6 separate regions of the Mus musculus genome follow, and regions 1, 2, 3, 4 and 6 are each linked to region 5. The links are chromatin loops, found by intact Hi-C in ENCODE. Cell type or tissue: heart. All regions are shown on one strand. Region 1 overlaps Klf7 (Kruppel-like factor 7 (ubiquitous)). Region 2 holds the start of Klf7 (Kruppel-like factor 7 (ubiquitous)). Region 3 holds the start of 4933402D24Rik (RIKEN cDNA 4933402D24 gene). Region 4 overlaps Gm35880 (a long non-coding RNA gene). Region 5 has its middle 24 kb from the start of Mir6899. Region 6 has its middle 24 kb from the start of Gm35803.

Evidence for each region. A loop is a pair of places that touch in the nucleus more often than their neighbours do. Peaks named below come from ENCODE experiments on the same cell type or tissue, not always from the same donor. Only the 100,000 strongest peaks of a DNase experiment are listed, where the experiment ranks them.
Region 1: a loop joins it to region 5, with 2.2 times the contacts of the local background. A loop is called at or near these places in 2 of 42 quality-filtered maps.
Region 2: it touches region 5 in a loop (4-fold over the local background); 9 of 42 quality-filtered maps call a loop at or near these places.
Region 3: it touches region 5 in a loop (2.5-fold over the local background); 6 of 42 quality-filtered maps call a loop at or near these places.
Region 4: a loop joins it to region 5, with 1.8 times the contacts of the local background. A loop is called at or near these places in 2 of 42 quality-filtered maps.
Region 6: it touches region 5 in a loop (8-fold over the local background); 5 of 42 quality-filtered maps call a loop at or near these places.

The regions. Positions count from the first base shown.
Region 1 is chr1:64,085,861-64,089,860 of GRCm38, forward strand. All of the region lies in intron 1 of Klf7 (Kruppel-like factor 7 (ubiquitous)), which reads right to left. The region is part of intron 2 of Gm13748 (a long non-coding RNA gene); the gene reads left to right. Among named protein-coding and RNA genes, the nearest start is that of Gm13748, 8.5 kb to the left of the region's middle. In heart, a CTCF peak has its summit at 1,947; DNase peaks (open chromatin) are centred at 2,581 and 2,911; H3K4me3 peaks cover 311 bases; H3K27ac peaks cover 948 bases.
Region 2 is chr1:64,120,497-64,124,496 of GRCm38, forward strand. It overlaps Klf7 (Kruppel-like factor 7 (ubiquitous)), which reads right to left and starts at 893. Exons shown (of 4, transcript NM_033563.2): 1 at 404-893. The coding sequence starts at 505. It overlaps Gm35880 (a long non-coding RNA gene), which reads left to right and starts at 1,071. Exons shown (of 3, transcript XR_373464.4): 1 at 1,071-1,175. In heart, a CTCF peak has its summit at 1,520; DNase peaks (open chromatin) are centred at 125, 515, 1,265 and 1,795; H3K4me3 peaks cover 2,620 bases; H3K27ac peaks cover 2,810 bases.
Region 3 is chr1:63,765,956-63,769,955 of GRCm38, forward strand. 4933402D24Rik (RIKEN cDNA 4933402D24 gene) reads right to left here and starts at 3,312. Exons shown (of 3, transcript NM_001256158.1): 1 at 3,226-3,312; 2 at 2,430-2,587. The coding sequence starts at 3,250. In heart, no CTCF peak of the experiment used is centred here; no DNase peak of the experiment used is centred here.
Region 4 is chr1:64,224,260-64,228,259 of GRCm38, forward strand. The region is part of intron 1 of Gm35880 (a long non-coding RNA gene); the gene reads left to right. Among named protein-coding and RNA genes, the nearest start is that of Gm39654, 30 kb to the right of the region's middle. In heart, no CTCF peak of the experiment used is centred here; a DNase peak (open chromatin) is centred at 1,962; H3K4me3 peaks cover 409 bases; H3K27ac peaks cover 1,700 bases.
Region 5 is chr1:64,016,985-64,020,984 of GRCm38, forward strand. No RefSeq gene overlaps it. Among named protein-coding and RNA genes, the nearest start is that of Mir6899, 24 kb to the right of the region's middle. In heart, no CTCF peak of the experiment used is centred here; DNase peaks (open chromatin) are centred at 1,907, 2,447 and 3,857; H3K4me3 peaks cover 943 bases; H3K27ac peaks cover 2,676 bases.
Region 6 is chr1:64,301,112-64,305,111 of GRCm38, forward strand. No RefSeq gene overlaps it. Among named protein-coding and RNA genes, the nearest start is that of Gm35803, 24 kb to the left of the region's middle. In heart, a CTCF peak has its summit at 1,855; DNase peaks (open chromatin) are centred at 620 and 1,850; H3K4me3 peaks cover 670 bases; H3K27ac peaks cover 2,252 bases.

The DNA.
Region 1 (4,000 bases), 69 kb after region 5:
TTGCTGTAGACATCTTCTAAATTATTCTTTCCAGAGACTTTGTGGCTGTGCATATACTTAGACTTTTAATCAAAAAAGAATTCATCTAACTCCTAAAAATCAACAAAAAGATTCATCAAGGTTGATATGGGTGTGAACTTGATGGGTTTTCTCTCTTCAAAAGATAGGATCAAAGATGCTGACGTAGTTCCACTCTTTTGAAATTAGGTCAGAGTTGAAAGATGGGAAAGAACCAGTGAGATTTGCTACCTTTTTATCTCTGTGGCTGGCTGAGAAGAGCCAGCACTGACAAACCCAGTACGCCTGTGGAGACCCTCGATTTCCGAGCACCAGGACTCTGTGGCCTCAACATTTTAAAATGGGTTGAGGGAGAACACAGTCACACTGAACATCCTTCAGGGCAGAATGAGCAAATGAACCAGTGTACAATCCACCTCCTACATCTTAGGAAGTCAGTCCCAAGACAATTTTTACCATTTCTTGATTTTTATCACTAGCACATTAGCATTAGAAAGCTGGAAAGAAGTGGATTCTATCTAGAAGACTCGAGTGAGCAAGAATACAGCACAAGTAAAAATCTCTTACTTCGTGTTTTAACTACTAGGTTTAAAAAAGAAAACCCCACATCAGTAGCATACCCCATAGGTACAATAGTATTACACACTGCTGTCAGAGCTGCTGAACTCCACAAAACAACCAGGGTTCTAGAGCCAATGAAATTCCTCCTGACTCTTTCTCAGATCCACTGGTTGCCAGAGCTGAAACCAAATTAAACATTTCCCTCTAGCAATTTGTAAATTCTGAGAGACAATGCTGTGAAAATTAATTCTAAACAAACAAAAGTTAGGAAATTTATAGCAAAACCTCTTTAGTGCTTCTCCTCCCCAAATCATTTCCAACATACAAAGACAACATTAGTTTGGATATTTTTTCTTGAGGAAGCCAGGAAGGAAGGAGATGGGATTAAAGGCCCGGGAAGAGGACAGTGTCTTTGAAATTACTTCCCCTGGGATACACGATGTACAGCATCCTCAAATTCCCCTTTGATCTCCTGAGGGATTTTTAGTTTCAATGCATACATAACGTGAATCCTACAAACCACTCTGTTCCAAATTTGACACTGAAGTCACACAATCAGGGCAAAGCTGGGCAAAGCTGGGCAAAGCTGGGCCCTGGGTTCTAGGCTTCCCTCCTTCTCCAAATAGGAATGCCTTATCCTGGCTCTTACCATCAATTTTCAAGGTAACAGTGTCAACTGGATGCCACATGGACCAAGCACAGACAGACGGACAGACAAAACTCAGTTTTTCATTGTTTTTTTTGGGTGCTACCTCCCCAAACATATCAGTTTGAAGTCCACCGGTCTTCAGTTGGCCCTCAAGGAGGCTCCTCACTGTTCCTCAGCTACTAAGCTAATTAAATTCCAACTCTGGAGTAATTAAGATACTAGTGCACACGAACAGCTAGACATACAGATGATCCTTTGTCTCCTCTATCCATCTCTTCCAGCCAAGCCACCATTTAGGATCAAACAGGTGGAAATACTATTACTATTTGCTACTTAAGTACCCTAAAACCAAGTCTCAATAGATGTCCCAATTTTAGTCATTATTTCATTCTCATGAACATAATAAAATCCATGCCTTAAGAATCAAAGAAAATTACTCTCTATATACTGCTGTCAAGAGATAGATCTAAAAATTAAACAAGATGACTCCCTAAGGCAGTAGTTCTCAATGTTTCTAATTCTGTAACCCTTTAATACAGTTCCTCCAGTTGTGGTGGCCCTAACTATAGGATTATTTTGTTGCTTCTTCGTAACTGTAATTTTGCTACTGTTAGGGATTGTAATGTAAATATCTGATCTGCAAGATATCTGATATGCAACCCCACAGGGGTCTCAAGTTCACAATCCTAAAGGAAAAAATCCATTACAGTCAGTAACAACGCTAAGCAGTTCCTGTTTGGGAAGGCAGGCGTCTCACAGAGCCCACGGACCTGGGGAAAGACCTCTTTTCTGCAAGATGGTGTCCCAAGAACAACAATGAGCCCGACGGGTTTTAAGCTTCACCATTAATTTTCCATAAAGAGCAGTTTTCTTGACGAGCGCTTGTGTCAGGCAGGGCCTGATGCTTCAGAAACCTGTAATTATTCTTGGCTCCCCACCCCCCACAGCCTCTGCACCTGTGTCAGTTCAAGGCACCAGCTGGCCACGTCTTGCCTCCTGCCTCTTAAAAGCGGGGAGGGAGGGGGGGCAGCATTGAAAACCCAAACTCATGCTACTCACTTCCTCCAAAATGCAAAAACAAAACACAAATTTGAAACTCACCAATCTCATTCCTCTCCCCACCACCCAACATGCCTTGCCAAAAGAAACAAATAAACACTAATTGGCTAGAGAGCTCTCTCTCATTCAAACTAAAATTACTGAAAAACACAGTTAACGGGGAAAGGTCTGACAAGGGGTTATTAATCTGTTTTACAGCTCACTCGTACACACCCCACCCGTTCCTATTAACCCTGTACACACTCACACACCCTACACAAACTCCATGAGCCTCGGTACTCTCAGCAGTCAGGATGGGAACATGCCGAAACCATGACATCATCTCCCCTTCCTCTCCCAGGTTGCTGCTCAGCCTGACTGGCGCTTCTGGGATTCTTATTTATTTAGTAAAGTCATCTCACGGACTCCCTCCTAGAACACTGTTACAGACTTCTGAGTTGGGTTAATTAAATATGCCCTTCCTCTACTACACACACACACACACACACACACACACACACACACACACACACACACACACTTCTTTGACTCAGGGCATCACTGCACGCATGGACGGTGTTGTCCTCTCCCTCTCAACAGCATGAATTTCCGGAGAAGAAGAGGTTCAAAGCCCACTGGGGCCCTCAGTGGCAGATGCAATCTAGTTGCTGACAATCACAGAAGACACTCAAATACAGCTTCCAGGAACCTCGGGATCGGAACGTTACAGACAATGCAGGGTACAGGAAGAGTGTTGTACTTCCTCAGACCATGGAAAAATGGCAGCCAAGGGCACAATGAAAGCCAGCCCTGAACCGCTTTTCTTGTGCAACAGTTGTGATTTTGTGTAACTGTGTGCCGGTAAAATCAATTTCCTAAAATATTTAAAATGGCTGCATGATGGAGCAACCTCAACCTCTCTGAGCTCAGGATTCTCATCTAAGGGAAGGATGGGCTGAGCTTAGAGTGTATGCACAGTCTGTGGCACTCAGATGGCGTGAAATAGCAATGGGAAGATCAAAGGAAGACCCGACCATGGAGGGCAGGGTCAAAGCATGAGACGCCCAATGTCAATAGTGTGGTGAAGGGAAAGGGTTTGGAGGACCGGGACTGTATGAGACCTGCCTCTGAACAGGAACCCCAATGCCTCTGACACTCAGTGATCCTGGTTTAACAGAGGGCTACAATTTTGTATTTCTTGGCTCCTTGAGGCTATTGATTTCATCAATCTCTAAAATGAAAATTTAGCTAGAGTATGTGCATGACAAAGGCAACTGGACTCATTCCTGACTTGTGACCTGCCATATATTTTGCTTAATGAGTGAATGGGTGGGTGAATGAATGAACAGAGCAAGCAACTCTGATCAAATTGAAAACCCATCAGTGGTCACAATTCTGGAGACTGGAGCCCAGAACTATGATGAATTCAAAAATTTCTTCACTGAAAAACATAAGAGGCAGGCTGGTTGTCTGTGTTCAAATTTCTTACCAGGCTTTAACTGTAAGTACTTCAGAGCTTCAGGGGATAAGTTTACGTGTTTACAGTATAGAGCAAATCTCATACTCTAAGCTGAGAGGAAGGTTTATTTCATGGAGTAGAGGAAGTTTTGCTTCCTGGAGTGGAAGGAAAATCCATTTCTTTGACCCACAGAGGCCATCTCCCTTGGCCATCTCCTCTTTCTTTCTCTTGCTTCTAAAAAACACCAAGGATAGCAGAGTGGACAAATGGACACC
Region 2 (4,000 bases), 100 kb after region 5:
AAGTACTAAGGTCAGAACTCCTGCATCTAGGAACGTGGTATCCTGTCAACCATTGCTCGACCACCTTCCCACCCGGCTCCTCCAAACCCGAGAAGTTCGCCAGCAATTCTCTGCTAGGGGACAGCGAGCCGACAACGTGTGCGCAAGGATGTGTGTTGGTGACAGAAATGCAGGCAGCTAGGACCGGCTCAGCTCAACACACTAAGGGGCTAGGGGTGGGTGGAGAGGTAAGCGCATATGATTGTTTCACAAAACATTTTAAACAACACACAGCCAAAAAATAAATAAATAAATAAAAAGAAAAAATTAATTAAAAAAATTTCAACTCAAAGCCCACACCAAACGCAGCCCCTGCGTCTCCGCCGCCGCCACACGATTTACACAAGTAATTTAAATCATTCACCTGCTGCCAGGTCTCCTCCAGGGATGGCAAAGCTGAGAAGTAGCCGGTGTCGTGGACAAGTTGTAGCTCCTGGAATATACTATAACTAGCCAACACGTCCATGCTGCTGCTGCCGGGCAAAACCGGAGGAGAAACCCTCCCCCGAGCTCAGCTGGGTCTGTTTGTTTGTCAGTCTGTCTGGCTCACCCCCCAAGAAGGCAGACATCCAGTGGCCCTTTTGTTTTGTTTTGTTTCAGTCAACTAAAAAAAGGAGAGAAAAAAAATCAATGCAGGAGAGAGGGAGAGAGGAGGTGAGAGAGGAGGGAGAGAGAGGAGGTGAGAGAGGAGGTGAGAGAGGAGCGAGTGAGTGGGGTGGATCGGAGAGAGGGATCCAGCGTGTACAGTGCAGATGACTGCCAGGAAAAGGGGACTTCACGGGAGTAACAATTCCCTTCCAGGGCTCTAATCACTCCAGCGCGTGGATCAGGAAGGGGAACGCAAACTCACTGACACGAAGCTGCCATCTATATCTGCAGCGCTGTTCGCTCCTAATGCAATCTTTGCTCTTTATTTTGGGAGGTTGCATTTTTTTTCTCGCGATCGCTTCTCTCCCCCCCCACCCCTTCCCTTCCCTCCCCACCCCCCACCCCATCCTCGCTAGTTTGTAGTCCCCCCCCCTTGTCTCCTCCTCCTGCTCTTCCCCCTCCCCAAACTCCCTCCCTCCGCCCCGTTTTGCGCGCAGCCGTGGGATCTCGGAGGAGGGCGTCCATTAGGCCGCGTGTGACCATGTAAGGTAAACAGGGGGCTCATGAAGTCACTGAGGACCAATGCGGCACTCGGAGAGGACCATGGGGCGGGGCCTGGCCCCGACGGCAGCCGCCGATTGGCGCGCTGCGGATCTCCCTGCTGCCTTACAAGGCGGTACGAGGCAAGCTATTTTTAGAGGGCTATATAAAGGGGTAGAGGAGTCCGCCAGGCGGCCGGGGAGCTTGAGCGCCAGGGAGTGTTGCTGCGACACTTGCGCTGGCTCCTGGGACGCCTAGGCGGCCGGGTTCGGGCTGCGCGCTGGCCTCCGACCCTCGCTGCAGGGCTCGCCCGAGCCGCCGGCGCCCGTACCCAGTGCAGATCCGAGGGGACGGGTTGCCGCGGTGGCCGATCGGGAGGTGCGGTCCCGGTCCTGGGTTAAGATGCCTCCTGCGGGAGCAGCCGGTAGAGCGGCGGCGCAGCGGTCGGGGGCAAGGAGCTCTTTGCACTCGGCCTTCCGCCAAGCATGGGGAAGAAGGGTAGCAAGGGAGAGCCCAGGCTCAGGACAGCGTCACGTACCCCAGACTAAAGCCCAAAAGCCAGTTCCGAATTCCCCACAGGGTGCCGAAATGAAGTGCCAGAGAGGAAGTGCCTCACAATGGCAGAGAACAAAGGCGAGCTGCACGGAGACTAGCTTGCGCCCGCCCCCGACGCTGCACGCTGTCCCCGCCCCGGCCCGCGCGCCTCCGTGCGCGCCGCCGATCGCCTACCGCCCTCCTTTTCCTCTGAACTGAGCCTAAAACCTGGCCAGGAGTCTGGTGTCCAGCATCTAAGCGTGTGCATGAAAGAGAATAGGGGGAGCGTGGGTCGAATTAGGGTGCAGGCTGGAGCGGGGAGCAGTTAGCTAGCAGATCCTTACAAGAGGTTTATCCAGTAACTTCATGGAGCAGGTATGGAGCAGGGCTCTAAAGATCTCAAGATTCTGCAAGCTCAGAAATGGAAACCTGTGCAATGCACGTGGTTAAGAGTTGCCCATTTGTTTGCTTGACCTTAAATGGCTCGTGTGCCTTCTCCAAAATACACCGAAAGCTGGACTCCTTTAGAATAACTACAGAATTCAGTACTTAGACACGAGAAACGTCCTTATACCTTCAATGGGAGAAATACAATTTAATCGACTCCATATCATTCCTTTCTATTGATAAGAACATTACATTTGTTTCATAAAACAAAAGATCACCCATTTCCCCCAGAGGAAATTAATTACTAAGATTGGAGAAAAGCCGGTTTATTTGCCCTTTAGTGCCTGACATTCTTGTTGGTCAAAGAAACAAAATTCTTTGCATAATTGATGCCTTGCTTACAATGTGCTGCCTCCGATCAGCTCCATGACTTGAGCAAATGGCAGTAAAGGCCTGGGCTTCCCAGGAACAAGAATTCAAATATCTGCCACTCTTGTTAGAAGAAACAAAATACGCCTAGGGTAGTATGTCACTGTTAGGAGGCATTAAATGTTGTTGTCCACTGTCCCCAGACTTTAAGCAAAGAAATTAAATAGCACCTGAACTTATAGTCTCCATAGAGAACAGGCCAGAGTCTAGAAGAAAATAAGATAGCGAAACCTTGCAATAATTTGTTAGGTCTCACCCTGTCCACTCTTCCCCCAACACGATCTGGTTGTAGGGCTTGGGCAGAAATCCACTGAGAGGTCCTAACGTAGATGTATTTATGAGTAATAAGAAAAAAGAAAAGAAAAAAGCAACCTTGGATACAATAGGTAAACATCAAGGCGAGATCACATAATTTACTGTTTAAGGCTCAAGGGAATTAATTTTTGTGTTTTATATTTATACTATTGCTATTTTTATTTAGTTGGTTTGCATTTTGTTGTCTTGTTTTGTGTGAGCCCTATTTAGCCCTGACCTGTCCTGGAACTCAATTTTGTAGACCTGCCTCTCGCTCCTGAGTGTGGGTTCCACCAAACTCGGCTTATTGCTATTTTTGATCAAAGTATATCTTAACTTTTGAGTTTGAAGATTTTGGCAAATATTTCTCACACATTCTGCTCTATGTACACAGACGTTTTTATGCGTCATGTATCCTTTCACCCAGCAGGACACCAGCATAGGGATTCTCACCTTAAGGGATGAGTATCCCCAAGCTTAGTATACAAATTAATGATGCTCAGATAAGCAGGAAGTGGCCAGACCGTGCTTCAAGTCCAGGAGTGTCTGATATATAAGGCTTCTGCATGAGGCTCTGCATGGCAAAACCTTGAGGCTTTGGTTTTAAGTTAATATGTGTTTATAGAAATTGCTCCAGTGGGTTGGAAGACTGCCCCATGTAACTTTCAAGCACCCAGGCTACAAAACACACAAACAACAAACAATCAACAACAACAACAACAACAACAACAAAAACCATTCAATGACATTTTACAAAGTAAATCTTACAAATTACATTTGGAGGTCTGTTTCAAAGTTTTATAGGACATTTAAGAATTTGTTCTAAGGGAGTATGCAACGAAATACTCAAAAATGTCTGCTTTCAACATTCATCATATGTAAATATTATAATTTTTTAATTTGTTTTGTTTGTTAAATTTACTTCCTTCCCTTTCCTCTTTCCAACTTCTCTCATGTCCCCTCCCCTTCCCTCTCAAATTCATGGTCTCTTTCTCTTTGAGGGGTGTGTGTGTGTGTGTATATGTGTGTGTGTGTGTGTGTGTGTGAATATATAAATATATACGTGCAGCTTATTCCATGTGCTTAGTGTTGCTTGTGTGCATCTGACTTTAGGGCTGACCTGTTGGTACTGGCTGGCCAGTGGGGAGCTCATCCGGGAACAAGTCTGTCTCTCCTGCTCTCAGCTGTC
Region 3 (4,000 bases), 250 kb before region 5:
ACCTAAAATTGGGTGAGAGATGACTTTTAAAGATAGATCAGCAGATGCATTTTTAAGATACCTGAAATTAGGTTCTTCTAACCTCTGGATGTGAATAAACTACTTTCTCATATGCCAGAGGCATTCTTGTTGAGCGAGGAAAGAGCTGACAGAGCCAGTGAGAGAGGACAAAAGAAATCCTAGCTGTTTGCAGCCTCAGGACTGAGCCAGCCCATTGAGTGAACTGGTTTTCTAGTGTGAGCTTGCTGGTGTATGGCACATGATCCCCTAGACTTCTTCTCCTTGCTAGTTACCCCAGCAGCAAGGCTCATATCCCATATGCTCTTCCTTTTAATGTCTGGTAGTCAAAGCATGCCCTGCCTCTTTCTGCTTGGTTTCACATTTTTTGCTTCAGGGTTATATCACCAAGGAGAAAGACTTTTTCCATAAATTGCAGGCAAGAGCTATAAACTCCCTCTGGGTTACTTTGTTGGGCCTTCAGGATGAGATTGGAATCTGAAGGGAGCAGATAGTACAATTAGAAAGAAATTGTATCAGGCAATAAAACATCCTCTAATACTGTTGGTAATAGCATATAACATTACACGGTGTGGGGCCCAAACAAGATGTGCTCATCTGCAATTATTCATGCTCACCAGGGAAAGACTTTTCCCTTTGTTTATTGTTTTAATCATGACTAACAAGCAGCGTAATGATAGGGTTATGGTGATAACAGTGTGAAGGATGAGGTCTTGAAGTACAAGTAGCAGGGATGGAATTGACCCTCATTTCTGAAAGTTGCTGGCAGAGCACAGGAGGTGTGTGGTCTACCCTTCAATGTGTGTGTGTGTGTGTGTGTGTGTGTGTGTGTGTGTGTGTGTGTGTGAGAAGTAGGAGATAGTTTATCCTGAATAGGGGCAAAGTTGGTTGGCCCAAGGCATTCTTTTTCTCCCACAGGCTGCTTGGGGGTCGTGTAGCTCACAGGCTCTTTCTTTCATTGTATCCTTCCTGCAGAGTAAAAATTCTTCTTCAAGAGCTACAGTAATCCTTCCTGCTTGTGTTAGTAACATGCAGTTGTTTTGGAGATGGAATATTACTCTCACAAACACTTCCAGAGAATTCTACCTTCCCTGGGTCTGACCTAGAGTCGTCCACACCCTCGTTTCTTACCTTCTTATCCTGGGAGCAGGCTCTGGTTCCATGGCAAGTGACTTCCCCAAGGTTCCTGAGCCTGGTCCAATAAATAGAAAGCATCTCCACTTCTCTTCAAGAAACCAAGTCTGTAAGAATCCTCAGTGGTGGGAAAGTGGTTTCACAATTGGGTTTCATTTTAAACAAGTGATTCGATGCACTGGAGGGCTAATATTAGTAAATGAAGTTGATAAAACTCAGTCATAGGCTCTGTGTGTGTGTGTGTGATAGCTTTTCCCTCATGACCTAGTACCTGAGATAATGAGTACAAGAGTAGCAAATGTTTAATTTTTGCTCATGGGTTCAGAGGTTTTAGGCTGCAGTTGGAAGAGTATTTGATGAGTCTGTTTAAGCAGACTGAAGCCCTCCCACTCCTTCAAAATACAACAGCCACTGATTTTTAAGCATTTCCCTTAAAGTTTAAGTAAACAAAACATCCAACTCTGAGAACCATCTTACCCATTTACAGGTGAAGACACCAAGACTCCCACTTTACTATGCCACATAACTCTGAGGAAGTTATTTAAATTCCTAGCTACTACATTCCACATATTATATATATTATAGTCTTGTAGCAATCAGAAGCCAGTTGTTTTCAAGAAAAAGTCTTAATGTTCTTATTTTTATAATAGAATATGAGAGAACTAGCACATTATAAATGGGTGGCCATTTTCATTTTGAAGTGAGTTTTACCTTGGATGAGAAAGGTTGTTTGTCTTTTCTTTCTGTATGTTGATCTATGGGGAGTCAAGGATAGCAGTGCTGTTGGGCCAAGGATGAGGACACCCAGTTTGTAGGCTCTACCTCTACCATGTGAATGGTCCAGACCTTGGTTTTTTCCACTCTATGAAAGATGAAGCTGGAGTAGATAATTTCTAAGACAGGACGTGCTTCCACCTTTAAAAATTCTCAACATAAGCTGCAATTCTCCAACCCATCATCCTAAACCAGGCTTTAAACTTCTGGATGAATAGGCTTCCATCCCAGGACCAAGAATATGCAGTTCCTCTTAAATCAAACTCAACATTAAATTGCACTGCAAACAAAAAGTTTCACACGGTTTGAATGTTGCTGTGTAGAATTTAATGAGCTCCATATGCCTGACCTCTGGAAGGAAATGATGTTGGGAACTGTAGCTGGGGAAGAGGCTAAGGGCATCAGCATCTGCTGTGAGTTACTTGGAGGGAAGGGAACCGACCGCATTTTTGTATCACTGCCAAGCTGGAGAGGTGGAAACGCTTTGCAATCTGTGCGCTCACCTTCTGAGAGCGGGCTGACAGTTTTCCAATGTTTTCCTTGCTCTTCGGGAAGTTGTGGAGGACAGCAGATTCTAACTTCCTTTCTGTAGCTGCAGCAAACATCTCAAGTCTGCGGGGGCAATTGGGTTTCAGGTCCGTGCTGAAGAGAGCAGGCTGTCCTAGGAGACACATGAATGATGTGACTGACCACTAGACTTGTTTGAAAGAATCTGCTATCCCTGCTGGGCCCTTCCTAAAACCCGGGTCTGATAACAGCATCCTTTCTCCTTATTAATATATATACATACATCCTCTCTGCTATACACAGACTGTCAAATTGGACCTGGATGCACTTTGGAAAGGTTCTTTGGTCTTCTATCTTTACCCTCTTGTGCCCCATCTACGGACCCCTCAACAGCATTCAGGTTTCATCTCTCTGGACTTTCTAAGTGCTTTCTCCTCTGCGGTGTCCCTACCATCTGTTTATCACGCAGGATGCTCCTGCACCACACAACTCATTGACCACTTTGCAGGATGCGTCTCCATTCTCCCCTTTGCCCTCTGTGCTTTGTCTTTTCTGTCTCATAACCCTGTTGGAGTGAGGAGGGGGCTGTGCAGTCTGCTCCCAGTCAGTTGGAAAGGTTTTTGTGAATGAGACCTTGTGGGCTCCTTTCCTTTATTTTCTGGGGGCAGAAAACAATCTAATTTCAGTAAATGTTGGTTAAATGAAGACAGGAAAGAAGGAAGCTAGGGCCAGAAATTCTTCAGGGCAACGCAAGAGCCTGTCTCTTAAGGCTTCTTGGATTCCTCTGGTTACCTCGTCTAAAATAATTCATGTCCATCAGCTGTTCTGCGGCACATCCTTTCTGAAGACTATTGTCTAATGGTAGGAGACAGTTAGTGTTCTACTGACCATAGGGGGTTGCTATGAAACAGAACAGAACAGAGAGCATCAGCAGATTCCTCATCTTCTCACAATGCTGCTGTGTGCCCTGTACAGACGACACCGAAAGACTCTTCTCTTAGAGATGTGCTGCACAAAGTCATTTTCTGTGTCACTCGTTGCAAACAGACAGTTCTCTCCAATTGGAGAGGCAACCATTTATGTCTTTTGTCATAGAGTAGGATTCCATTCATATTTTTGTTCCTACATTCATTTCAGAGGGTTTCTCAAGACCTGAACTATTTTTTGGCAAACTATCACTTTTCTTCCTGGTACTAGACTCAGAGAATAAAGGCCATTTATGCTTTTTTTTTTTAATTATTAAGAGTTGTATCAAAATTGAAAATCAGAATTCTGCGTTGTCATATTTTCATGAGACATGGCAGTATTCAAACACATTGTCTCATGTGATTTTTGCAACAGACTTGTGACATGAACGAGGCAAATATCAGAGGTAGAAAAATCAGAGGTAGAAGGTGACATGATACTGTGGGTGGGTGACTCCCCTCTCAATCCCAGTCATCTTAAGTGAGGAGGACCACTAGCCGTGCAGAACAGCATGGTTTGGGTTACCTTTGCAAGTGTTTAAATCCCGAGTCAGGCAAACCATGTTGGGTGCTGCCTGCTTCCCGTTGTCATGTTCTTCATG
Region 4 (4,000 bases), 210 kb after region 5:
GAGCTCTCTTCCCAGCCCTCCCCATCAGGTCTCTACGGTTAGACTTTAGCATGTAAACTTCCAGGTCATAAATAATTCAAAAGATATGAAGACAATTTTCTTCCTTCTCCATCTATCCTACATACAGCATCTCCTCTTCCTTCCTGGCTTCTAACTAACGCTAATGTAATCAACTGGCAGTAGGCAGCCCTGGTGCTGACTCACGCCAGGCCTGGACCTTGCGCATTCTCAGACTCTGCCATCCCGTTTGGAAATGAATGATCAAGAAACCCGGTCCTGATCTGCCTACCTCTCTTCTTTTGATGTCCCTGTTTCTTCTTCCTTCTCCCCCGCCCCGCCCTGCCCCCTCCCATGGATACCATGTCACCTAACTGAGTGGCTCTCATGGCAGCTAGCCACCTGCAACAGTTTCAGTTACAACTGTGCCAGAGATATTTGGGCACTTCCCGTGGTCCTGAGGGCAGCTCCTGAGGTAAATCCTGAGTGCACAGGGAAGAGAGAAGAAAGAATATGCTAAGAATGGGAAGAGGAATGAGACAGATCAGGCCCCTTGTTACTCAAGCTCAGAACTTGACTCTTCAGTCAGGCTTCATGTGTATTGGGAAACCTGACAGTGTTAAAGTCAGGAAGAACAGCTCTTCTTCCCAAACCAGTGAGCATCTAGGACACTTAGCCCCCTGAGACAACAGTACATGGAGGGTGGAAAGAAGGCAGGAGACACAGGTACAAGGGCAAGGGCTAAAGGGGATAGAACAAAAAGCTATATATTCTCAAAGAAAGGACCATGATGTATAAGAACACATGGCAAGTCTAGGGAGCCCCGTGGCCTGTTTCCTCTACCTTCTGCTCTTTCCATTTAGCTGTAAATATCTATCTTATGTAGAAGCATTCTCTATCCCAACCCCAGAGGGATTCCTTTAAAATTTTCACGATCATCATCCTCCAAATATTAGTTTAGCTCTAATGTATAGGGTCCTCTGTGAGGAAATAGATCGTTTACCCTTCTCATCTCCAAATGCTTGTAAAGAAAACACTTACAATATCCCTGCACTGTCCTGTCCATTATTTTTGTTTGCTTTCTTCTCCTAAACACCAGTAAAGTACACGGACGGATAACATTAAGCATGTTCTAGAAAGAGGCTGAGCTCTCAGAAAGGGCTGGTGGCTAACACACTGACCCTTACATCTACCTGTTCCCAGGAAGGGAGAGGCACACACGGTAGGTCCATCTGCATGGACATTAGGCTTGTGGTTTAGTAAAAAGATAAAACCACAAAGTATCAGAAGTTTGGGGAGGGGCTCCTTGGTCTTGAGTTCAATGAACTACTTTGTTTGCCTGTACACCTACCCCCAGCCCTACAACCTCCATGTTGGATTGTAAATTGCTCTCCTACCCTGGAAGTTTTTTTGTTCTCCACAAGACTAAGGATGGGAGTTTACAGAGACCAAACGCTCTGATCACAAACCTACATTGGCTTTTAAAGACAACCTGTTAGAGCCACCTCTGTTTTGTCATCTCCCCCACCAGGGGCTTCTTTCTGCTAAGGGTGTTTCTCGAGAACAGCCGAGGTGTACTGGTTCCTCTGAGTTCTATTTCCAGGTAGGGTATGTGTGTATTAGACTAACTGCATTGTTTTGTGACTCTCTTTGATGACAAAGAAGACATGTACATGGGTGGCAGCACATCCTCTTTGGACCACTGAGAAGGCACCATGGACTTCCTCCAGGAAGATGAGAACAGCATGAGATAAGCCCCCTGTCCCTGAGCATCCTTAGATCATGTTCTGTACTTCTTCTTCCTGATTTATAATTCTACAACCAAGGGGTCATTGGAGTGCCGGGAAAGAATCATCTACACAGCACACAGCATTCTAACAGTTCTTACTTCACTGCCAAGAATGGAAGGCGTGGTTCCCTTTGTCCTTATTTGACCAGAAGGCAAGGCATGGAATGCTGCCGCAGTGCCTGTGCTGGAAACTCCCCAAATAAGCCTACAGCCCGGTATGGCCTCTTGGCTAAACGTTTGCACAGTTACTCAAATGAAGCAGCAGGCATGAGTCAGGAGGGAGAAATAACCTCAAGAAGGGAGTGGGGGAGGGGCAGGGAGGTTTAGGCTACCCAGGGCTGGGAGATGGTACTTTACAGAGAGCAATGCACAGCAGAGGCTCCAGGGACAGACTGTGAGCCCTCCCCCTACGCTGCGCCACCTGCCAGAGCCATTTGCAAAGCAGCTTGTAAGAGCAGCTAAGGGAAGGAGCCACTTGTCCATCCTCTGTGCGAGAGGCCAACAAGGACTTTAAGCATTGCTGAGAGGAGCAATAAAAAGACATTAAATATTTTATCTGTTTTGAACACTCACAATTGGAACCAAGGTTATACACAAGCTGTGAACCTAAAGCTCTGGGGTAGCACTGACTCAGCAAGGTTGGATCCAGCGGGAACGTGAAAAGATACGCTATTGAATTCCAGCGTTAAGTACCCAGTAAGAGCAGATCACCAGATCTATCTATCCTTGCCTTGCAGAGATGGGGTGCCGGCAGCTGGTGGCCACAGATTATTAAGCGTTTATGGCATGCTTCATTTTCTCTGGGAGGGAAAATAAAGATCCCCTTCCGGCTGCCCGTGCTATGCTCCAAGGGGCTTAAAGGAAAGTACAGTTGTCTTTTGAAAGGTGCTTCACTTCAAGTTTACAAAGGGTTGGTTCCAGCTCATCCCCACCCCACATGCAGATACCAAAGTCTTCAGAAGGCTTAAATCCATGATGCTAAAGGGCACTGTATCTGTACTGACCCAAGTCTGCTTTACAGTCTGTCTAGATTGTTTGTAATACCTGCTCTAACGTAAACGGTGGACAAATAGATGCCAGACTGAATTGTTCAGGGGACAATGACAAGAAAAAGTCTGTATCAGTCTGGTTCAGTTGGAATATTTTTTCTGAGCGTTTTGATTGGTAGTTGTTTGAGCCTAAAAATAAATAAATAAATAAAAGGCAGTTCCACAGATATGGAGATCCATGCTGAATAGATGAACTCTCTCCCTCTCTCCCTCCCTCCTTCCTTCCCTCCCTCCCTCCCTCCCTCCTTCCCTCTCTCCCTCCCTCCCTCCCTCCTTCCCTCTCTCCCTCCCTCCCTCCCTCCCTCCTTCCCTCCCTCCCTCTCTCCTAAAGTTCAGACCTCCCCAGATGCCATACTTCTTCATTGTTTTGTTGTCTTCCTCTTGCTTATTCTGAATATTGGCATTCATCAACTCCACTGCCTTAGAGAAATGCTAGAAACAGCAGCTTAAACAACAAAACTTAATTTTCTGAAAACTGGAAGTTTGAAATCCAGGCACCACTTCCATGGGCCCCTTTGAAGGCCTTGCTCTGGCATTGCAATGGGCAACTTCCTCTGGTGTATCCCTATCTTTTCTCTATGTTATCCTATCTCTTATGGAACACTATTCACAGTGATTTTATCATAATCACCTCTTTACAGACCTTATTTCAAAAACCAGTCCATCCAAGGGTACTATGGGCTATGATTAAAGGTCTCAATTCAGTCCATGGCAGTTATGATTTCTATGCATGTACAAATGATGCTAGGCTTTGTCTGCAAGACTTTTGGCAAACACAGGAACATACAAGATCTGCCCTATTGTGCCTACTGACTCACGGGTACCATCATCTCCTCTGAAAGGTAAAGCCAAAATACACAGGTCATTTTGAGCGCAAAAGCAAAAAGAGAGAAGAGGCATTCAGTATAATAGTCTGGGGAAGCAATCTCTGGTGAAGGAAAGAGGGCAGTTAGAACAAGGACTCTGTCTACCTCTGTCCATGCTGTGTCTGGTCCCTGTCACCATATTCTCTCATTTGGTGGCCTAGCCCTTTGTACAAAAGTGGCTGATGCTGACTGCCTCTCTTGCTGCCTCATGTAAGCAGCCTGTTTTGATAACTGGAGGAGTTGCCCCCTGTTTTCAATAGAGGTGGAGTTCGGTACTGGACCACATCAGGTTTCAAGTG
Region 5 (4,000 bases):
TCATGATCCCAGGTTGTCTTCCCATGATCCCCCTTTCCAGGAATAGCTACTTTCCACTTACACTCATAGCTACTTTCCACTTACACTCATTTGGATCTCATATGGATATCACAGGCTCCATTATAATGGTCCTGTGTCTTTGCAAAACCACACTTGGCCCTTGCTGGTTGACTGAGGCTGTGCCCCCGACTGAGGAGGAGAAGGCTGCCCACAGTCAAGAGTGGGTATAGGGTGAGCTCTTGGCCCAAACAGAGCCCACCAATGCTTTCCTTGGGAATTATGGTATTGTAACCAAGAAGTCAGTATCTCTGGCTTTGACAAAGGCACTTTATAGCTATGGCGGCCACATTTTCTGAGATGAAGGCAAAGAAGTAGAAGTCTCTAGGAAGAGAACAGTGAAATAAATGCATGGAGGGGAAGGCCTGAGCAAGTGAATTCCCAGTCTGAATGTTTCTAGAAGTACATTCCATCCTATAGTCCTGTACTGAATTGTGTATATGCCGAGATACTTCCAATGAACTCCCCTTTGTGCGAGGCCTTTTCATGTTGAGTTTCTGTCACCACCAAAGCAAATGAATAAGCATAAACACACAGTTCTAACTAATATAAATTGCCTTGAGCATCCTTGAATTCCCAGGGTTTAGCCCAGTCTTTAGCTTAGCATTTACTCATTAGCTAAATTAGTAAATTAATTAATCCCAACTCCTGTATCATAAAACACCAAACGAAAATGCTTCCTCTTGTAAAAGAACACATACAATGGTGTAGCTGTGGCTTCACTTGTAAAACAAAGCTGCCTGCTTTAATCTAAACAGAGTAGAGCACACCTTCTGAGCAAGCAAATTTACAGAATATTTTAACCCATTTATAAACATAAAGATCTGCTAAGTGACGCAAATCTTTGTACAACCTATCATGGTTGAGTTAAATTTGCTCGGTATGGGCTGGACAGCACACCAAGGAGAAATAGAATTAGTAGAGTTGCTTTTTTTAAAATCTCAGGCTTCCTATTTAGGGTCCTACAGCCAAATCTCCCTGGGCTAATGGCCCTCCCTGGGCTCTAGTGTCCTCAATACAAAGGAGAGATGGTGCTAAGGACACAGGCTTAGATCCTGGCTGTTTCCCTAGTTCCCTGTCATGAGAACTATTATTTAAAATCTAGATAATAAAGCAATGAGATCAGATGTGCTATCAGAGTTGGAAACACACTACCACCTGTGATCAGGTTGTGACAGTCACTATCAAGTGTCTCTTAGAGGGGAAACAGCTCCGATGGTCTAGGGTTAGCAAGAGTGAGGCGGACCTGAGTCTAGGTCTACAGCATCGGCTAAAAGAGCAGGCATCTGCGACTGGGGAGGGAGGGAGTGATGGCAAAGACCTGAGGCTTCCTGGAGCTGGTTAGCTAGCCACCTCAGTCCAATTGGTGAGCTCCAGACCCAGTGAGAGACACTGTTTCAAAATGAAGGTAGAGAAAGACAGAGGTGAGACCGGACCTTGACCTCTGGTCTTCACAGCTTATGCATATGTACACACACGCGCGCACACATGCACATTAAAAACTGAAAGTTCCTCTTAGACCACTGTGGGGATGCTTTTGGAACCCTTGACGCCTTTCCTTTTACTCTCATTTCCATCATTTCTCCTTGAAAGCTGCTTCTCAAGGCAGGAATGTTTTCTAACGACAGCGCGTTGGCCTTGCTTACATTTTATTTGGAAGGAAATCCAAATCAGTGAACAAGCAAGTAAATGGAAAAGCCTGCTGCTGGGGAGGGACAGACACGCAGCGGTCATTCTGTTCAGATCGTCTAAAAATACACCATCAAAGACACTGGCCTCCTGTGGGGTGGGGGGTGGGGAGAGCCGCTGGTTCAGGGCACCCAGCTCACTCCAGCCCAGAAAGGAAGGAGAGAACGGAAGCCGACTTAATCACAGTCCCTCTATGGCACGGGGTTTCCTACCCTCTTCCTGCCAGTGCTCTCCAAGAATTGTAGGAAATCAGAGGTCCAACGTGTAAAAAAAACAGCACTTAGCAAAGAAAATGATAAACATTCCTAGCCAGGTTCTGTTTTCTGAGAACACATTGATTAGTTTTTGAGGAATTCAGCCAGTGGAGAAACAGCCGGAAGGAAGCTGGGAAAAGCCCATCTCAGGCGTGAACTAACCAGCTACAAGGTAGACTCTTGAGAAGTAGGGGGGCACTGTGTTTGGGCACCCAGAAGGGCAGTCAAAGAGGTGACAAGAAAACTACACACGTACTAGGAAACCCGATCCCAGTGTTTAGAATTTCTGTTTGTGATATGTATGCTACCACAGCAAGCATACAAGGACGGCCCACTTGTTCCCTTGCATAGACTAGAGAATTCCTGCAGGCATCTTCAAAGGAGCCAGAACAGTACAGGTGGTGTGTGCTCAAGTCTCCTCAATGCTTGTAAAATTAATCTTGGAATATTTTTGGAATTCCAAACTGCAAGAGGAAATCCTGTTTAAAAGATCTGGCGCAGGAGGGGAAGTAGCCTGGTGTCTCCCTCCTACTCTGTCCATTTTCCTTACTTGCAGCCACTGCAGCACTGCTGAAAGATCAAGGCCCAGAGAGGCCAAGCAATGGACTTCAGGCCACACAGCTCACCAGTGTCACAGCCCGAGAGCTAGGGAAATGAATCTAGAGCCTTCTCTTATCCTTTTCTTCTACTAGGCTGTTTTACCCGTGACAAAAGTCGCATATCTTACACACGTTATCTTTGTCCTAATTGGAATGAAATTAGGGCTTTTCTCTCACTGTGTTCTCTGCTCTTGCTCTCATGGAGCTGCCGCGAATGATTCTGATTTTTTTCCCTCTAGCACTGTTCACAGGTGAATGTCACAGGTATGAATGCGGAGGAACCCATCTTTCTGCTAAGGGGAGTCGGCACGCTGTCCCTGAAGGTAGGAGTTCACCACGAATTATTAGCATACACAGCTCAAGTGTCTGCAAGGCTAGATGGAATATTCTAAAGTTTACCTCACGACCATGAAAGGGGCGTAGTTTGTGCTTTACCCTATAGAAGAGTCTCTGGGTGACATTTGCCTTGCTCCTGCCTTACCTATGGCTTACCTGAGTTCTAGAAGGATGAACACACGCACCTTACCAGGGATGAACCATAGCTCTGAACCTGAACAATCGGAAAAAAAAAATTTTTTTTTTCTCTCAGGAAACTGGAATTGGGGACTGGAAGATTATGAGCTTCTGTGGGGAGCCAGGTCATGGCAGGAAAGAAATTAAAAGTGGGGGGGAGGGGGGAACTGACTACTTATGCACGAGATGAGGAACCCAGGAGTTGTGAGAAATACAAAGGAAATGTAGGAGGGAGGGGAAAAGAGGGAGGGAGGGGGAAGCATGAGGAGGGGAAAAGGAGGGGGGGGGGGAAGAGGTGGAGGGAAAAGGGAGAGAAAAGCCTCACCTTCCCACAGGGAGTATTTTTCCCACAGTAGCTTTTCCACACCCCCACCTCTGCATCTTTCTCTGAATCCTAGATAAAGTGGCAGTACTTTTGGGGTTTTTTTTGGGGGGGGGGTTGGTTTTTGGTTTGTGCCCTTTTTTGTTGAGAGGGGACATGTTGGCTTCTGATTCACAGAAAAGCAATAATAGAAGAGAAGATGCCTTGCTCTGAGCCAGGTGACCAGGTGCTAGAGAGAGATGCCCCTTTGAAAACAAGAGAACAAACAAACAAACAAAATGGCTACAGAAGAGTGCGTGAAAACAGAGACGCCAGGGTGTGGGGAAGGCCACCCAGCCCAGCCAGCCTGCTGAGCCCGGGCAGCAGGGGAAGATGGCTGACTTCCAGACACCCATCGACTCCCTGCCCAGCCAGTTGCATTTTCCACCCCCCAGAGCCAATCAGCTGCTCATCACGGCTGCACGGGGAGAGCATCAAAGGGACTTAATAATGGTTGGCAAATGTCAAATTACATTGAATCTAAACCAAATTCCAGACATTTAGGGCTGTGCAGTCATTAACAATCA
Region 6 (4,000 bases), 280 kb after region 5:
GTACCTGGTAGGATTATGATTTTAATTCTTGATGTTTGATATAGCAGCATCTCTAGTAAGTAAGAAGCCCCAATAGAGTATGTTTCTCTTTGCTTTATGCTGCCGTCACTGCATAAATGTGGGATGTTGTGGCTTTGGTAAACTCCCACATACGTGACTTTGAACCCATATTGCTCACAGAGACTGAATACGGACTGATGCAATCCTAGCTAGAAATGAGTCAGGGCCCTCGAGGCAGGAGGCCATGACTATTTCTCCCTCAGGAGCAAAGGCCATCTTGGGAACAGGATGAATAAAGGCTGACCTAGAACAAAGGCCAGGTGGATCATGAGCATAGCACAGGGGAGAAGTGGAGCTTTGGTTCCCAGGCCTTCTGGGAGTCATCCTGGGCCGCCTGAGGTCGTCCTAGGTGACAACGTTAGGTTGTCTGAAAGGAAACCTAAGTTTTGCCCTGGGCCATGCACACGGACTCACTCTCTGGAATGGAGAGGGACTTCCCTTTTCTGGGCTTTGTTTCCTCATTTCCAAAAAATAAGGAAATTCTATTACCACATCAGGAAGACTTCTTCCTCCTCTAACACCCCACAGAACAATGAGACATTATTCCCCTGCCCCCTCCCCGCCCCGGGGGAGGCATGAAGCTCTTTTAAAGGGTGTGGAAGGAATTTCTTCTCCAAAAGATTTCCATATTCTCAAGGAAGTCTGGCAAGCCCTCAGTGTTTTTCAGCATTCCTTGATCCCCTTGAAACAGGCTAGCACACACAGTGTGGGGAAAAGCAAAGGCCTTCTTCATCCTTAGGTTCTGCAAACACCCGTGAAGGGCATTTTATCAACATGTGACCATGTGGAAGTGGAGCAGAACCAACAGGATGCCTCTCTGATAACCTCTAGCTCCCCGGCCCAAAGTGGAGGGCCTTGCCATCGGGGTAATACCACCCAGTCACTGCCTTCTCTGAAACACTATCTCTTAAAGCATCTTTTTCCTGGAATCACATCCCAGGAAGTCATTTATTTAAAAAGTCACAAAAATCCATAAATATGTCAGCCTCATTTTTCACCTAAAGGAGAGATGACAAAGAAAGATAATCGTTCCCATTTTTGGATCAACTGATCTAAACTAAAGGAGACTTTATAAACAACCACAGGTCTGTAAGCACTGCCACACTTAGTATATTGCAGTCTTTAAACAAGAATTTTAGTTATTCCCATTATGGAGTCTGGAAGTTGTTAGAAGTACTGTTAAAACATCATCATTTTCAAAGCTTTAAGGATACCTGACATACTGATTTATTAGCCCTCAAAGAATCCCAAGGAGTAACATGCTGGGCATTTGAAATACTGAGAAATTTGTTTGTTTGTTTTTGTTTGTCTGTTTTCCCTGATAAAATTCTAAATTGTATCATTGTTGATGAACAAGTATACCTTGTTTTTTTTTTAAATAAATGTAAATTTTTAAAAATTAAAAGGAAAATACTTGCAAGATTTTATGCCAGGGAGGCAAGATAGGGCTCTTGAGAGAGACCTGTAGGTGCTTCAGCCTAAGCAATATCTATCAACCACCAGGTCTCTAGTGTGCCTTTGGCCAGATGAGAGGAGAGGGGTTATCTCGGACTTTTTCATTCAGTTGATTTCTTATTTCTATTGTACTGATTGTCTGTGAAAACGATCTCCCATCTAGGTGGAAGAGAAAGTGAGCTGAGCTGAGTTAAAGTAAATGGAGCTGGATTCTGGTCACAGGACCGTGTTGGCTGGGTCTGACGCTCTGCTGGTCTTCCCCAAAGCACTACTGCAGGATAAGCTCCCTGGAGTTGCCAGCTTCCAGCTCTGCGCCTCAGCAGCGCCTTCTGAAGTTCTTTGAAAGCTGTAACAGAAACTGAAAGCCTGACAAAACTCACCGGAGAGATAAAGCACCAAGGACTGGAAGCTTCAGAGGAAGCAGGTGTCTGAACAAGGGAGTTTTTAGAATGGGACAATGGGGCAGCCACTGGGGGGGCGGGGGGGGGCGGGGGGGGGGAGGAAGTTGGTCCTTTCTATTTCCGGAGAAAAGAGGAAGCTGCATAGTTAAATACTAAACATGTCAGAGCAGAACTCGACCAAGCCGGGCTTACTAGTAAGCTATTGTCTCTGAGGCCAGTATTTTTTTTTTCCCCCTGCAGGGGCATTTCTTGCTTTGTTTGCTTGTTGACTGGTATCTAAACTGACATTTGGAAACCCAGCCAGAAGAAGGGGCAGTATTAGCTTCACAAAGGAATCCACTTCTCTAAGGCATTGAAAATGTAATTTATGGGTGGTGGTCTTTAATCCCAGCACTAGGGAGGTAGAGGCAGGTGGATTTCTGTGACTTTGAGGCCAGCCTGGTCTACAGAATACCAGGACAGCCAGGGCTACACAGAGAAACTCCGTCTCAAAGAAAAACAAACAAACAAACAAAAAATACAATTTGTAAAAATCTATTTTTTAATAAAGGGAGTACAGTTACAAAAATGCATACTCTGAACTCAAACTTTAAAAATTATGTAAAATATGCAATATGGTGAAGTTGACTATTTATTTATTTATTTATTTATTTATTTATTTATTTATTTATCTTGCTCTGGCCCCTCTCACTCCAGCCCAAAGATTTATTTATTATTATATCTAAGTACACTGTAGCTGTCTTCAGATAAACCAGAAGAGGGCATCAGGTCTTATTATGGATGGTTGTGAGCCACCATGTGGTTGCTGGGATTTGAACTCAGGACCTTCTGGAAGAGCAGTCAGTGCTCTTACCAGCTGAGCCATCTCACCAGCCCAAAGTTGACATATAGGAAATGGCTTTATTTTATTTAAGAAAAAAAACTATTTATGGAATAAATTTTACCTAAAATCATACTATTTGAGATTGCACTCATCCCCCAGATGTTGACAAGTAACCCATCTTTGCTCTTTATAAGTCAAGTCATCAACTATTCCATAGCGTTTGTTTATTCACCCCAGTTGCACAGGCTTTGTGCAGACAGAATACACACGATGCACAGACAGCCCTGTGACAGGTATTTCAACATAACCTGGTATTTTCTAAGTCACAAAGGGACTGCCTTCATCTTCTAAGCCATGAGGTCTGTAACAAAGATCACCACCCCCACTTCCCACCAGTCACCAAAGGAGTAACCGACTGTCTGGGTCCATGTGCTCCGGGCACATGAAACTCTTACAATGAAAATCTTCAGTGTTGCACTCCAAGTCTCCAGTGGGCCACCATAGCGATCTGAGGGTGAAATGAAACCAGTAAATCCTGCCAGTGCAATAAACTCAGAGTCCCCTGCAAGCTCTGCCCTCTCCTGTTCCCTCTGTATCCTGTCCTCCTCCCCCAGACCAGTTCTCTGGCAGAGTCAACCGAGAACAAGACTTGGTTCCAACCTGATCCCAGCCTTAGTTCCAGCTTTGTGTGACTGTTTTGTTTTGAAGCAACCTGATGCTGAAAACGTTCAGGTCGTAATGACTGGGAAATGTGAAATATTTATCATCTGATATATCAGCTGACCTGGCACTTATATCCCATTATCTCCAGTGCTAGTATTCTGGTTCTAGTAGAACTGATACCCAGCTGCACTGTGGACCAAGGGGTTAAACTACACCCCAATCACAGAGCTGTATGCAAACCAGTCTTTTGTACTGTTATCTGTAGAAAGCTAAGAGATAGGTGTAAATAAAGCAATGTCCTTGTTTGCCTATAGGTTTTCAATCTTTTTCTTTCAACATGAAAGCAGAGACTTTGCCCTGTTGTTCATATACTCAATTACACACAGGTGTAGGGGACCTTATAAACACATACACATAAACAGAGAAGACGCATACAGACCACACAAATGCATAAGCAAAGAAACGAGAGAGAGAGAGAGAGAGAGAGAGAGAGAGAGAGAGAGAGAGAGAGAGAGAGAGAGAAACCACACTCAGAGACCATATAAACACATAAACAGAGACCCCCCCCAAACACACACACACACACACACACACACAC